Linked DNA regions of Mus musculus: region 2 is linked to region 1. A link is a loop called in an ENCODE intact Hi-C map of the cell type or tissue named here. Cell type or tissue: left cerebral cortex. All regions are shown on one strand. Links, peaks and the distances in the headings refer to the core of each region. The heading gives the core; the rest is flanking DNA.

Region 1 (8,521 bases), core at 440-8,439:
TGTTTGTTTGTTTATTTAAAACTCTAGATTTTATTCCCCTCCTGATTCACCCTCTGACTGTTCCACATCTTATACCTCCCCCCCTCTCCGCTCCTCTGTCTCCACGAGGATGTCCCCACCCCCACCCCCACCCCCACCCCACTTGAACTCTCAACTACCTGGGGCTTCCAGTCTCTTGATGCTGGATTTTCTCTGACTGAACACAGACATGGTAGTCCTGTGCTGTATATGTGTTGGGGGGGTGGGGGGGAGGTCTCATATCAGCTAGTGTATGCTGCCTGGTTGGTGGTCCAGTGTTTGAGAGATCTCGGGGGTCCAGGTTAACTGAGACTGCTGGTCCTCCTACAGGGCAGCCCTCTTCCTCAGCTTCTTCCAGCTTTTCCCTAATCCAATCACAGGAGTCAGCAGCTTCTGTCCATTGGTTGGGTGTAAATATCTGCATCTGACTCTTTCAGCTTCTTGTTGGGTCTTTTGGGTGACAGTCATGATAGGTCCCTTTTTGTGAGCACTCCATAGCCTAAGTAATAGTGTCAGGCCTTGGGACCTCCCTTGAGCTGGATCCCACTTTGGGCCTGTCGCTGGAACTTCTTTTCCTCAGGCTCCTCTCCATTTCCATCCCTGTTGTAGTTCTTTCAGACAGGAACAATTATGGGTCAGAGTTTTGACTGTGGAATGGCAACCCCCTCCCTCACTTGATGCCCTGACCTTCTGCTGGAGATGGGCTCCACAAGTTCCTTTTCCCCACTGTAAGGCATCTTCAAAGTTCCTTCGTTTGATGTCCAAAAGGCTTTCACCTCCCAGGTCTCTGGTACATTCTGGAGGGTTTCCCCAACCTCCCACCTCCCGAGGTTGCCTGTTTCCATTCTTTCTGCTGGCCCTCAGAGCTTCAGTCCTCTCCTTGTCCAATACCACATCATCCCCTCCCCCACACCCATCCACTTTCCCTCCCAGGTCCCTCCCTCCCTCACCACTTGTTATTGCTTTCTTCTCCCACTTAAGTGGCAATGAGGCGTCCTCACTTCAGCTTGTTGACCTTTAAGAGTTCCATGGACTGCATCTTTGGTAGTCTGTTCTTTCTTTCTTTCTTTCTTTCTTTCTTTCTTTCTTTCTTTCTTTCTTTCTTTTTTCTAATATCCACTCTTATTCCTTTTGGGTCTGAGTTACCTCACTCAAGATGACATTTTCTAGTTCCATCCATTTACCTGGAAAACTCAGGATGTCCTCATTCGTAATAGCTAAGTAGTATTCCATTGTGTAAATGAACCACATTTTCTGTATCCATTCTTCTGTTGTGAGACATCTGGGTTAGTTCCAACTCTGGCTAGCACAAGCAAGGCTGCTATGAACATAGTGGAACACGGGCACCTGTGCTATGGTGGGGCATCTTTTGGGTATGTTCCCAAGAGTGGTATTGTCTTAATACCACTATTTCCAATTTTCTGAGGAACCTCCAGATTGATTTCCAAAGTGGGTGAAATAGTTTGCAATCCTACCAGCAATGGAGGCATGTTCTTCTTTCTCCACATCCTCCCCAACAGGTGCTGTCAAATGAGATTTTGATCTTAGACATTCTGATTGGTGTAAGGTAGAATCTCAGGATCATTTTGATTTGTGTTTCTCTGATCACTAAGGACTTTGGACATTTCTTTAGGTGCTTCTCAGCTATTCAAGGTTCCTCCGTCTGAATTCTTATTTATTTATTGATTGATTGATTTTGTTTGTTTGTTTTTTTTTTTTTAGTGGTTAGCTTCTTAATCACATGAACATTTTTACATGCCTTTATTCTTTTGTGCTCACATCACAGCATAATCTTCGCTTTGTGTTAAAGCATGCCTTTCTTGATAAGAACATTTGTGGCAAGAACTCAGGCAAACACATTTTGTGGCAAACCAAGGAGACTGATGAGATAAAGTGCCAGAGTTCTGTCAGGCATCACTAGGCCCAGTTTTTATCTTCTGAAGTTCTTGATGAACTCTTCCTAATTGTCTGCATATAAATCATTCAGTTCTACTGGACACACTCAATACTATTTGGATGCTAAGTGTCAGAATATTGAATGCTAGGATCTATTTATGAGCAGAAGCATTTTTACTTCCTTGGTTCTCTGTGTCTTCATTTCCTAGCATCATCACATCTCTCTATGAGGGAGGGAGGCAGAATGATCAGAGCATTCATAGCAATGACTGAACCATTGGTCTTAAGACCCAGACCAGGCTTCCATCTCTGCCTTTCTTTGCCTTCTTTAATATTTTTCTGTTGTGTGTTGTAGTAACTGTATAATGTTTATGAGTGATACACTCCAAGGATAAGAAGATGGTAGTGTATCTTCACTAGCCATTTGGTCTATTTGAGGTCACATGTGATATAGCAATCACATGGATTAATCATGGGGCCATAAACAGAATGCCCATGGGGGCATAGAGAACATTTAATAAAAATAACTGCATTGGCAATACAATTGAGAAAAATGTTCTGTTTATACTCTGAACAATAAGTCAAAATTTTCCAAATGAATAGAAAAGGAACATTTCAGATAGAAAAATCAGTATGGAAAAAGCTAGACTTTGTGGCTGTTGTGGAGTCTCTGGGGAATACTGTAAAGATGAGAGCTAGATAATCAGAAAGAAGAGTGAGGAGAAAGAAACCCTTAGATGTTGTAAGGGTCAGATTTTGTACATCAGAGGCTTCATCCTATGGACAGTATAAGCTTATGGAATTATATTAGAAGCACATAAACTTATTTGGGGAACAATTTATTATCATTTCATTTTGTATACAGTGTGTAGAGCATGACTGCTCTGTTGTGGAAATATATATGTATTAGCTGCAACAGACCATTGTTAATTTTTTTTCAGGGAAAATAATGGATGGCAGTACGTTTTAGGTGATGGAGTTCTTTGTTTAATTTCAGTAGCTTTTGGTGTTTATGCCATGACACACTATGTGGGAATGCTTTACTATGTTGTGATGAGGTATTATAGCAACACGATGGTGTGGCTTAATAAGTAGTATAGGATCTTGGAAGATACCACAGTGGTAAATGTGACTTGTGATCCAAGCTCAGTTCATAGAACCTGTGCATTTTCCCTATGGCAACAAAGAAAGGTGGTTTTCAATTGACATGCTGACAAAATGTCTTTTTGTTTTGTTTTGTTTTGTTTTGATTTCAGTCTAAATTCAACATGAAAGAGTATATCTGGTGGAAGTTAGGAGAAATAAACTGGGTTTTGTTGCTGTTAGTTTTTTGCATTGAGAATCTATAATTATGGCAATTCCCATTACTGGGAAGTTTATAATGGGCATATTCACACATATTTTATATACATACACACACATGTGTGTGCATGCATTGTGTCTGTGTATGCATGTACATAGGCAAAATTTTCAAAAGATTTTAATCATGAAACATTAGAAGTAATTATGAAAAAAAGTAAGTTGTTTTGCACAATACACTACATTAAAAGCTTGTTTAAAAGAGCAAGAAGTAAGAAGGGGAAGAAGGCTTGTTCTTTTTTAACATCTCAGTGAGTCTCCAGATCTGAGAATTTTACGTAAGCCCACATTCATGAATTCATCTGTGAACACCCACACGTGCTGTGTGCTGAACATGATGCTGTTTGCTGAGGCTAAAAGCAGGATCCTAGTCTGGTGGTGAAGATGAACATGCAATATGTACCAGGATAGGTTTATAAAAAGGATGGATTGTGGAGAGGGGAAGCCAGCAAAGGAAGAGGAAACAGCTATCTGTACAAGTTAACTTTTTTTGAATTCTATATGAAAATAAAACTGTGAAATTTATCTTTCTAAACTTGGCTTATTTCATGCAGCCTGTTCAAGGACAGTTAGAAATGCCTTTGCTAATATCAGTATATTGTGGTGAGGGTAGCATTCCCCTGTACTGGGGCTTATGATCTTTGCAAGACCAAGAGCCTCTCCTCCCATTGATGTAACTCCTTCCATGGGTATTTTGTTCCCCATTCTAAGAAGGAACAAAGTATCCACACTTTAGTCTTCCTTCTTCTTGAGTTTCATGTGTTTTGCAAATTATATCTTGGATATTCTAAGTTTCTGGGTTAATATCCACTTATCAGTGAGTACAAATCATGTGTGTTCTTTTGTGATTGGGTTACCTCATTCAGGATGATATCCTCCAGATCCATCCACTTGCCTAAGAATTTCATAAATTCATTGTTTTTAATTGCTGAGTACTCCATTGTGTAAGTGTACCACATTTTCTATATCCATTCCTCTGTTGAGGGACATCTGGGTTCTTTCCAGCTTCTGGCTATTATAAATAAGGCTGCTATGAACATAGTGAAGCATGTGTCCTTATTATAAATTGAACATCTTCTGGGTATATGCCCAGAAGACATATAGCTGGATCTTCCAGTAGTACTATGTCCAATTTTCTGAGGAACTGCCAGACTGATTTCCAGAGTGGTTGTACCAGCTTGCAATCCCACCAGCAATGGAGGAGTGAGTGTTCCACTTTCTCCATATCCTCGCCAGCATCTGCTGTCACCTGAACTTTTGATCTTAGTTATTCTGACTGGTGTGAGATGGAATCTCAGGGTTGTTTTGATTTGCATTTCCCTGATGATTAAGGATGTTGAACATTTTTTCAGGTGTTTCTCAGCCATTCGGTATTCCTTAGTTGAGAATTCTTTGTTTAGTTCTGTAACCCATTTCTTTTTTTAATTTAAGCATAAGATATGACAAGAGAACCAAACTATTCAGAGTCATATCAAAAACATAGCGAGCACATGTAGCATATGAAGCCTAGGACTGCATGGGTGTGGCTGAACACAAACCTGTAAATACAATGGGTTTGGGACTTTTGTTATTAGATTACTGTTTCTAGCACAATCTCTGCACATTAGGGTCCTGTTGAAATGTCTCAAGATTAGATGTGCCCTTAGATTATCTTAGACAGAAGCCAGTCAGACTTGAACATTCATACGTTATGACAATCAGTCTGTTTCTCAGACAGTACAGTGATTTTGTAGTACAATAAGTCTGTCACATGGTAGTTTCTGAAGAGTGATTTTTACTCATATAATTTTACACAAATAGATACCTAAAGTTGGAAGTCCTACTGTGGTAAATATATAAAATTTCTAGACACCTTTAACTGATATGTAAATACATAATGTTTTTACATAATTTATTTCTATATTGCTGAATAATTTTTTGCAGTTTTCCTCTCTATTTGTTTCACATTCACATTCTCATAGAATGATCAATACAGAGGGTATTTAAATGCCTTTTTTCTACTCTTGAGTTATTGGCAGTAACAAACATACTGGAAGAGTTATCACAGAGAAGACACAGCTATGATATGGGTATGTAAAGCCTCAGGAATCTTGTAGAGGAGATAATAGAGCCAAAATTAAAATAAAGATATGTGATATCAAGAGAAAAGTTAAATGTAGATAATGGAAGGCATAAAAAGGTGATAATCGCCTCTGAGCTCAACTTAAATTGGATGGATGGAATTTACAGTCTTAGGTGACAGAGGTAAAGGGGCCAAGTAAACTGTACAAAAAAAGCAGAGGATCTGAGAGATGCTTCATTAGGAGTCTGCTTCAGAACTATCTGGTAGAAGTTCTCTTCGGCATGCATACAATTACATGCTTCCACCCTACCTCCCATAAGTGAATGTAATGGACATTTAAAACTAAAAGTAACTGATGAGAAAATATCCTTTGGGATGAAACAAGTTACTATATGGTACAGACCTACATTTTATGCCATCATCATAGTAATTGCAGTATAGATGGAAAGTATCTAATACACTGCATTTGTATGTATAGTAATTCCCGAATAGATGGAAAGTATTGAATAAGCCAGAGTTGTCTGTTACCTTTCAGTTTCATTTCCTGTCACTGTATAAATGCAGTGGTTAAATCCAAGCACATTTTGGTCAGCGAAACTGGAGTTGGACTGACTAAGGCTGCCTCCTATGTCATTTGGGGTAAATCATGTAAGCAGTCTAAGACATAATTCCCTTAATGGAAATGATAGCATGTAGAACACACAAAAAAAGCTGTGTCAGGCCTAAGTCTGACGAAAGTAGATAACCTGCTCCCTCTTTGCTGATTCAGCAGCCAGTCAACAAAGAGCTGCTATTAAATTGGATACAGGTAATAGCAGTTCTTCAGTTTCTTTCTTATGCTCTACACTCTTTGCAATGAGATGAAAATGTTTCTGATTTAAAATAAATACTTTAGCTTGTTGATTGACAATGACTTTGTATATTTAGGTGGTACAGTAAGTTTAACTTAATTGTATATTGTAGGAAACAAAAACAACTTAGTTGAGTTCACATTATTTCATCAACTAACTCAATTTCTGTACTGGGAACACATTCTATGCCCTTAGAAATTTTAAGGCAGGCAACACATAATTGCTAACTATGGCTATTGTACACAGTAGCAGGTCACTAAAATTTATTTCTCAAGGTTAAACTTTGTGGTCTGTCTTTCTTTCTTCCTTTCTTCCTTTCTTCCTTCCTTCCTTCCTTCCTTCCTTCTTTCTTTCTTTCTTTCTTTCTTTCTTTCTTTCTTTCTTTCTTTCTTTCTTTCTTTCTTTCTTTCTTTCATTTCTACATTTTTTTCTTTCCCATTTCACTCCACCCCCTGGCTATTAATTCTCTATTCTCTGTTCCGATGAGATCAACATTTTTATATTCCACATACAGAAGAGATTGTCTATGTTTTGCTTCTAGTAAGTGACTTGTATTTCTAGTATTTGTTGTACAAATTACAAATTACTAAAAACGGTGAACTTTCCGTATTTGTAAGGCTGTTGTACTGGCTAGTTTTGTGTGTCAACATGACACAGGCTGGACTTATCACAAAGAAAGGAGCTTCAGTTGGGAAAATGCCTCCATGAGATCCAGCTGTAAGGCATTTTCTCAATTAGTGATCAAGGGGGAGGTCCCCTTGTGGGTGGGGCCATCTCTGGGCTGGTTGTCTTGGTTCTGTGGGAGAGCAGGCTGAGCAAGCCAGAGGAAGCAAGCCAGTAAAGAACATCCCTCCATGGCCTCTGCATCAGCTCCTGCTTCCTGACCTGTTTGAGTTCCAGTCTTGACTTCCTTTGGTGATGAACAGCAATGTGGAAGAGTAAGCTGAATAAACCCTTTCCTCCCCAAGTGCTTTTTTGGTCATGATGTTTGTGCAGGAATAGAAACCCTGACTAAGACAGCTGTGTAGCATTTAATTATGCACATATATTTTCTGAGATAGGGGCTGCTTGAATATCTTGGCTACCGTTTCTAATGCTGAAATAAGTGAGAGTGGAAACATCTCTTCTATAAACTCATTTCAAGGGTCATAAGGAGAAAAGAAATTCTTTCCAAATTTTGTCCTTTGTTTTTTGTTCTTTTGACACACTACATTTGCATAAACATTAAATTAGTAAAACGTTTTGCTTTTCATTTTGTTTTTCACGACAGAGCCTTGCTTAAATAGCTCAAGCTGGCTTACAATTCCTGATCCTCTGCTGACACTCCACAGACGGAGATTGCAGGCCTGCTCCATGACACCTGGCTGAAAGGTGTTTCTGAGTGTATATCATTTACATGCTCCATCCAAAGTCTGAAATTATTTGTCTCATGCTCCACACAGTGTATGACCCGTGTGCATGCATGTTTCTGTGTTTGCTCAGCCATTAATTTCTCCTTCTTCCTACTGATCTAGGAGGTCACATGCGAGTACCAAAACTCACATCCCTAGTTTCCTGATGGAGCATCTTGGAACTGTAATAAAAGTTTTATTTATGGTGGACTGTATCTGGAGAATTGTCAAGCCATTACTTTAATCACTGTTGTGTAGGTAGGACAATGGGAGGAGTGTAATTAAATACAAGAACGATGATGTCAATGGTGCTCATCCTGAAACACTTACATACTTAAGTACACGATTATTACCAAGCTATCTACCTGCTCATTCATGTGTTCATACTTAATGCTAGTAAAGTGAGTCATTTCCTCATTATTCTTGGCTCACTTGCTGCTAAAGCAAAATTTTCTATTTCAGCTGGAAATATTGCCTCTCAACAAACACATTCATTGATAAAGTCAGTATATCCAAAATAGATTATTGCTTCATTATATCCCAGTATGGCTATTAGTTTTGTCTCAGGAACATGAATTTAAAAAAGAAAGACCCCAGGTACTCTATCTCAGGAAGCAAGAGTACCTAAATGATAATTTTTTATTTACTTGAAAGTTAATAACAGTAGGAAGATTTTGTGCTGATAGCATTTCAGTTTCTCATGCAGTATATGTCATTGAGATCTTTGAAACTTGAGAAACCCAGTTACTGGTAATAGCTACTAACATTTACTAAGCAAGTGCCACATGCTGACATTCTAGCACTTTACATATATTATCTTTATTCTGGTGAACAAAAGTGTAAGGAGAGGATCTATAGATTTCAAAGAAATTTGATTTTGTGTAAATGTATGCAGAAATAGTTTAGAAAATGTAAGCAGATGCTTTTGCTTTTGAATATCCCAT
Region 2 (8,521 bases), core at 249-8,248, 120 kb after region 1:
CTTCGTTCTTCTTGAGTTTCATGCATTTAGCAAATTATATCTTATATCTTGGGTATCCTAAGTTTCTGGGCTAATATCCACTTATCAGTGAGTACATATTGTGTGAGTTCCTTTGTGATTGGGTTACCACACTCAGGATGATGCCCTCCAGGTCCATCCATTTGCCTAGGAATTTCATAAATTCATTCTTTTTAATAGCTGAGTAGTACTCCATTGTGTAAATGTACCACATTTTCTATTTACTCCTAGCCATTCTGACTGGTATAAGGTTTGAAAGTATAATATGGAAAAAATTATACTAAGAGGTTTTAAATGAAGTAATACTGAGGTATAAATACAAGAAAAATTAACTTTGAGGCATAATGGATAATTAGTGTCAATGAAGAACTTGATATAATTATACATATTTATTTCATGAAAATGTAATCTGATTTTGAATAAATTTAAAATGTGCTTAATATAACAACAAACCAAGTAATATGCATTCAGATACTATGGCATGTAATACCCAGATGTGAAATTATCAGCTATTTCTCAATTGTTCTAAAATATGAAAAATTAATACTGTTATGGGAAAATGAAAAGATCCATGATTTATAGTAGTATGATAGGGAGTAGCCAAGTTAAGTGAAATCAGTAAAAGTGGTTAAAACATCACACAATAGAGGTTTACATTCTGTGGAATATATATTTTTAAAAAATGATATCTTTTAGAGCTTCCAATTAGGTGATGGATAGATCCCTCATTGATTAAGGGCAGAGGTGGCTCTCCTCTAGATCACAAGCTTGACTCTTAACCCCTTCATCAGGTACCTCACAACCACCCATATCTCCAGCTTCAGGGTATCAAATGCTTTCTTCTGATGGCCACACACACACACACACACACACACACAGAGAGAGAGAGAGAGAGAGAGAGAGAGAGAGAGAGAGAGAGAGAGAGAGATGATGCATAATGCACACACATACAGGTAGATTAAAAACTGAAACAAGTCTTTTTTAAAAGCACAGAAAGACTTTAAGGGCCAGAAAATAAGGAAATCTGAGAGTGGGGACATTAATATTCTCCAAGGATGATCCACTAATTGATTATTCATTATCAAGTGGCCATCCATGAAATGTAGCACTAAATGTAATATTAAACAGATTTAACACGTTGCTTTTATATATTTAGATACTTATGTGTGTGTGTGTGTGTGTGTAGTGTAGTGTAGTGTAGTGTAGTGTATGTGTGTGTGTGTGTGTGTGTGTAGTGTATGTGTGTGTGTAGTGTGTGTGTGTGTGTGTGTGTAGTGTGTGTAGTGTGTGTGTGTGTAGTGTATGTGTGTGTGTGTAGTGTATGTGTGTGTGTGTAGTGTATGTGTGTGTGTGTAGTGTGTGTGTGTGTGTGTGTGTGTAGTATGTGTAGTGTGTGTGTGTGGCAAATAATTAGAGGCTTGGGAGGATCTCAAGTTTGAGGCCAGGCTAGGCTACATAGTGAGACCTAGTCTCAAAAAATCAAAACAAACAAATGAAGCAAGAACTCTTTAAGGGAGACGGGGAGAGAGAGAGAGAGAGAGAGAGAGAGAGAGAGAGAGAGAGAGAGAGAGAGAGAGAGAGAAGACACCCAACCTCACAGGTAATGAAGGAACATAAGTTCGAAGCAAAACATAAGCTTCCTGGCACTTTCAGATGATCCTAAGTTAATACTTTTACATCGTTGGGATTGTAACCTTTTTTTTGGGCAGGGGGGGGGGTGCAAATTATTACCGTTTGTCAAAACTGAACATTCTGACTTAGACTTTCTCTTCCTAGTTATGTTTCTTGGAGCAATGCAAGGAAACTACATTTCCTCAAGTAGCTTCATTCCTAAAGAGAGAAAGCAAAGAAAACCCTGAAAATAGTACAAATACATATCAGAGAGTAAAAGTATGATATATGATATATGAAATATTTGTGTTACAGGACAATATGTGCGATTATAATGAGTGATCATGGATAAATTGAAATGTGTGTGGGGAAAACAAGTCAAAGTGTGTATTGTACCAAGAGCTACAGAGATAAATTATCAGAGCAGAAAACATACAAAAAATACTTTTTGTCACAGCTATTTAATCAGTATTAATTTTATTGCTATTCTCCCAAACTCCCATTTACTGTACATATATCCATTTGTGTATATCAAGCATTATAGAGTCAAAACTCTTAAGCCACAAACATGTAGGAAGGATAAGTTTTAAAGTTCTTGACTAGACCCAGGTGGATTGTGAGAGTTTCTCCATTCATTGCTTTGTGGGTACCAGTGAACTTCAGGCATGAGACACAGCTCCTCCAAACAGAGCAGTTGCTCATAGCGACATATCTTTTGCATCTGTGATAGCAGATGCTTTTAAAAGCAGCAGAGAGAGGGAGCAGTGGTGGGCGAAATCAGAAGCAAATGCTTATTCAAATTCTGCTGCGTGAAGCAGATCGACCAAAATCCTTTCAGATATGCTTATGAATAACTATCTGTCTGAAATGGAAATATCTGCGACTGTTGAACTGTTATCTGTAGGAGCAGCCCACCACAAGAGTTTTGATGTTGAAGGGACAGATAAACCCAGAAGATGACATGGGTTGAGTAGACCTTGCAAGGAAGCTTCGAGTTCTCATTCTTTTATTGGGTTGAGCATAAGCAATCAATGAAATTGGCATCCTGCACTGTTGGCAACATCTGGGGCAGGAATGAAATGAAATGAAATGAGGAGGACCAATATCTCTTAGCCAAATTCCTGAAAATACATGGACATGCCTCCCCTGCTACACATAAATGAATTGTATAGTTTCTTCACATCATGTTCTGCCATTTAAACCTGGGTCTCTATAGAGGAGAGTGACTAGTCTTATCATTTATGAAACAGCTTATCCATGCACACAGAAATATTGTAAAACAGCACCCTTTAGTTCTTTTGCTACTGCAAATCATTGAACACACAGACATGAATATACAGCCAGCTTTATCCATATGTACATACAGTTATAGAATCAGTCCATCATGTATTGCTGTCGTCTTTGTAAATCATAGTGTCATTCTTAATTCTATTTTTATTGCTGAAAACAAAATCTTTGAGTTTCCTTCAAAATATCTTCATCTCTTGAAAGGTTAATATAATTGCATTCCTTGCTATCCAAGTCCCTGATTAGGCTAATGAATCTTTTTAAATATAATGTTTGCTACATTTCTTTTTACTGAAGAACCTAACTTGGACTCTGAATACTTATTCAAGCAAACTGAGCCTGTTGGACTGTGATTTAAAGCTGTAGGTCATCTGGCTTCATGTTATCCTAGCAAGCCAGCCTTTTCTTTTTCCCCATCACACAGACTTCACTTTGAAAAGTTGCTGCTATTTGATTCCTAAATCATTTGTAAACCAAAAAAAAAAAAAAAAAAAAAAAGAAAATTTATACTGATTAAGCTTGAATTGTGTAATATCTACCATGTTTTTTAAACTTCCAGATAACTGATTATTATTTTTATATTTATTATTTGATGACTCCATCCATAGATGTATAAAATAAAAATATAATCTACCATAGTTTAAATGTAAAATTACATTTTATAAAAGCAAAATTGTCTGATGGTTGTGGTGTACAGTTTTTCTGAAATTTTCATCTTCTTTTCATCTCACTTTATGGAAAAAAATATTGGCTTATTGCTAGAGGGAAGAGCATGGTGATAATGCCTCACAGAGGAAGTAAATATGGCACATAATGACACTATGACAAGCCTGGCTTTAAGCAGGAGAATGTGATGGAGAAAAACATGGAACATCCTATGTATTCAAGTCACTGTTTATGTCATGGGTCAAGAGTGAAAGAGCTTTTAATTAAAGCACACACTCTCTGCAACTTCTCATAACATCTTCTTGCAAAAGTGGTACTTCTGTTCTTTAAATATTTACAAAATGGAATAAAATGATGAATTACATCACAAGAAAAGGGGTAATCAGCTGTGGATATAAGTGGAGAAAGGATGTTCTATTCGATTTTAAAACACACACTCCCCCTGACTGAATCTTAGCACTTTAATAAATGCTCTTTCTTCTAATGAGACAGCTAGTTGAATACTAAAAATTTCTTCTGGAGAGCCTACATGATAGCAGGAACAATTTTCTGTACTTTGTAGTGTGTGTTTTTTAGACAGCATGTAGCAACCAAATAGAAAAGAAGTGTCTGACCTCTTAGCACATGACTACTGGAGTGAACTGAAAAGAATTGGATATCTGTGAATGACTTCACTTACATAGAATAAGAACGAAATTGAGAACTAAGACCAACATTCATTCCAAAAGGACTATAATGTTCAAATAGCTTACTGATTCTTTCTACTTCCCAGTGTGTCCACAGTGACTCAGTATTTCTTATTATGACATACAGCCAACTGAGCACAGTGACAGCTTGCTGGATTTTACTCCAAGCTGGGAGTGTTGGATTCTTCTAGATTGGTATCTAAATGGTTGCTCACAGAACCCTAGTTCATACAAAGCTTCTGAAGTGGTTTGACTCAGTCTTCTTTAAATGTCTTCCCCATAAACCCAAGGACAGAACAGGATGCCTATATGTCTCTGAGAACCTAAGTGAGAGCGCCATGCATTGTGAATCTAAGACTGTAGAAACAAATTACAGAGGCTGTGATTAGTGTGGTCATTGGGTTCTTCCCCTGGAATCCTATGCAGTATTTGTACTCCATGTTTTAGGATAGTCAATGTATTTAACGACACATTTTTGCCATATTTTAAGTGTATCTATGATGCAGGAAAACCTCTATGGCTTAGTGAAACCCCTAGGACAATACTGCAAACATTTGATGGGGTCTTGAGGATATTGGGTGCTCACACTAGCTCTCCATTAGCGTCTCTGGCCTAATTCCTCCCATTGATTCTAGAAGTCTGTCATCTTGATGTTCTAGAGGACTCCAGACTTCACATGCCCAAATTTGCTCATCTTCCACCGCCTTGTCTTGCACTCTCATGGTGAGTGACACCTTCCATGCATTCCACTGCTCCAACCAGAAACTTGGGACTTAGCCCAGTTGTCTCATTCTCTATCAGCCCCCACATCCCATCAGCCACCTAGTCCTGTCACATATGCCTCCATCTGTTTTTCTCTCCCCTGACATTGCTCTAATTTAGCACTCTCTCCTCTCTTGCCTGAATTACATTTATAGGAATTGTTTAATCATCCTCTCTTCTTCTACTCATATCCACTAATTCAGTTATCTGTGACAGCCCTCTACTCTTTATATACTCCACCTCCCCAGCATATCCAAACTTATTCTGGTACCATTAGCATCATGTTCATTATCTCACAGATACACTTTGCCAGTACTCCCATATGCCAAGGGCACCCACAGTGGTCCTCATTTTCATGCTTTTGTAACTTGCACATATACTCTATCCTCGGAGGCCTTTTTCCCTTTCATTTTCTCTGTGGTCAATTAATATTAATCCTTGATTTATTTTAAGAAACAATTGGATGAAAACATTTTCCTCCTCTAGTAAAAGTTTCTGTAGTTTTCATGCTCCTTCTTATATAAGCTTTTGGTGGTGCATACTACTGGATTTGAATGTATGTTGAATAATTGATTAAGGTCTAATAAGAAAAATTCAGGCTGCTGTTGAAGTTCATTGGGTAAAAGCACTTTCACCAAAGTCGATGGTCTGAGTTCAACTCCCAGGTTTCCCATGATGGAAGGAGAGAACCAATAAGCAGTTCTCCTTTCACTTCTATTTCAGTACCATGGTACACAATGCTCTCTCCAATACCAAACACAAATAGATGTTAGATAGATACATAGATAGATAGATAGATAGATAGATAGATAGATATGCTGAAAAATGCTATTTTTCATTCAATGTATAAGATGAATAGATTTGTATACATTTCTTTGTGAGAAGAATTTTAGTATTCTAGTGTGAGAAGTTATCTTTTGGTATATAATCATACTATGAGAATATATCCCTAAATTTGCTTTAATTCCATATAAAATATAGAATGTAGCAGTGGCAGAGGGCTTGCCTACCATATTTGAGGTGCTGAATTCTATAGCAAACCTTAAAAATGTCTAGTATGTATTTTATTTTCAGAAAAAGTAATACCAACAATAGCATTTTACAAAAGCATTCCCTAAGCCATCTTTCAATCTTATTGAATTAGATGTGCTCCTTTCAGAGTATAGACACCAGACTGTGCTGCCAAGAGTGAAGCACTGACAATAAATTATTCCTTTTATCTCCATTCTGAATTTAATAGTGGAGTTTGAACTCAATTTTTGTGCCGCAACATTGTATCAAGTACATTACAGATACTTAACAAAAACTTTTCTCTGGATGGGTGAGTTTAATCAGAGAATATTTGTTAATAGTCTTTTTAGATATTGCTTTTACAATATTACCACGATTATAAAAGGAAGAGATTGAGACAATGCTACTTTTGTAGGGTTACAGTTACAGTGAACTGTGTAAAACATACATGCAAAGAAATTAATAATATGAAAACCAAGAAAAAGATGGGCAACAAGGATGTTAGCGAGAGTCGTCATGTGTACATACACATAAGACATATGTATATACACACAAGAATAAGGATGTGAAAATCACGTAAAGAGTACTTGTAACATTTGTAGACATGAATTATTCAAAAATTATTTAATTCGTACGTTCAACCTTTTCAAGCATTACCTCCATGCCTCGTCACATAGTCTGCTCAGTCCTTTGTTTTTGTGCTCTTGCTACTCACTCCTCCAGACGAGGAGTTTGATGTGCGTAGGCTTCACTAGTTGCCATTTATTCCTGCTTACCTAGACATTTCTTCCTTCCTTCCTTCCTTCCTTCCTTCCTTCCTTCCTTCCTTCCTTCCTTCCTCCCTTCCTCCCTTCCTCCCTTCCTCCCTTCCTCCCTAGTTCTTCGTTCGTTCGTTCGTTCATTCGTTCGTTCGTTCGTTCGTTCGTTCGTTCGTTCGTTCGTTTTTTTAGAGACAGGGTTTCTCTGTAAAGCCTTGGCTGTCCTGGAACTCACTCTGTAGACCAGGCTGGCCTTGATCTCTGAAATCCATCTGTCTCTTTCTGACAAGTGCTGGGTTTAAAGGTATGCACCACCACTGCCCGGCTAGACATTTCATTCCAGCAATGAGCTTTGTTCTTGTCTTTAAATATGTTCCTGCATTGCATATAATCATCAGCTCTTCTGGGAGCATTCTTTGATTCATAGAGAAATAACCACCTCCATTTAAAATCAAATCAAATCAAAACAAAACAAAACAAAATCACATATGTTGCTACTAAAACAAACAGGGCAAACATAAAGTTTTGAATTCTTTTCATAGAGAGGAGAAATAATACAGGAGGTGTGAAGGGAATAATATCTACCATGTGTATCTGGGGAGCCAGAAATAAATAACATTTATAATAAAATGTTAATTGTGGAACACTCATAACTGATATATACTATTAATCAAATAATTTAAAAATACAAAAGGAAACGTGTTAAGATTAAATAAAAGATTAGAATAGGCATCATTGAGAAAGCAGAATCAGAGACCAGAGCAAAGCAGAAAGAAAACCAGCTCTGTTAAGGGCTTCAAGAAGAGAGCATCCACAATATTGGCTTATGTCTTTTCTGGAGTGTAAATAGTACAGAGTAGATCAGTGGCAGGTTGGCTGAAGGAGCCTTGCCTTGGGGATCTTTCATTGTGGTCCCAGGTGCATACCACTGTGGCTTCTTTAGACAATTATGGTCCTGTGATCATTATAAACAGAAACCAAATTTCCAAAAGAGAGAGTTAGAGGTTTACAGTCACTCTGCAATTATATAAAAATGAAAGCAAAATAGCTTTTTAAACTTATAAAATATGACTTTTAGAATGTATGTTGATAAAACCTTTTACAAGGAGGAAAAAATGAAACAGGTAACTATTGCCACAGTGAAGGATTACTTTAATTTCCTTTTGGTGGCTTTGTTTCCCTTTTATGTGTTTGGTATGTATGCATGTGTGCATTCACTTCCACACACCTACCTATGCTCATACATGTATATGCAGATACACAAGTACTTGTGTATACGTGGTGCATATGAAGGCTGGATAATGACTTCTACAGGATTCCTCAATCAATTTCTGACTTATATATTGAAACACAATTTCTCAATCAGAACCAGAAGTATCTCTGATACCACTAGTCTAACTAGATAGATTCCCATTTAACCACTAGTCTCACTAGATAGATTCCCATTTAACCACTAGTCTAACTAGATAGATTCCCATTTAACCACTAGTCTAACTAGATAGATTCCCATTTAACCACTAGTCTAACTAGATAGATTTCCATTTAACCACTAGTCTCACTAGATAGATTCCCATTTCTGCCTTCTGGGCACTGGGCTGGCCCTCCATGCCTACCCAGCATTTACCTGGATTATTGAAATTTAAACTCTGGTCAAGTCCTCATGCCTATGTTTATATGGCAAGCACTTTAATGGCTGATACATTTCCCTAGCCCGGGTGAACA

Evidence for each region. A loop is a pair of places that touch in the nucleus more often than their neighbours do. Peaks named below come from ENCODE experiments on the same cell type or tissue, not always from the same donor. Only the 100,000 strongest peaks of a DNase experiment are listed, where the experiment ranks them.
Region 2: it touches region 1 in a loop (2.4-fold over the local background); 3 of 42 quality-filtered maps call a loop at or near these places.

What each region holds. Positions count from the first base shown.
Region 1 is chr7:91,292,733-91,301,253 of GRCm38, forward strand. All of the region lies in intron 1 of Dlg2 (discs large MAGUK scaffold protein 2), which reads left to right. Among named protein-coding and RNA genes, the nearest start is that of Gm24552, 54 kb to the left of the region's middle. In left cerebral cortex, for the core only: no CTCF peak of the experiment used is centred there; DNase peaks (open chromatin) are centred at 3,610, 4,279 and 4,401; H3K27ac peaks cover 2,269 bases.
Region 2 is chr7:91,409,925-91,418,445 of GRCm38, forward strand. The region is part of intron 1 of Dlg2 (discs large MAGUK scaffold protein 2); the gene reads left to right. Among named protein-coding and RNA genes, the nearest start is that of Gm24552, 170 kb to the left of the region's middle. In left cerebral cortex, for the core only: a CTCF peak has its summit at 2,389; DNase peaks (open chromatin) are centred at 2,387, 4,426 and 5,052; H3K27ac peaks cover 2,936 bases.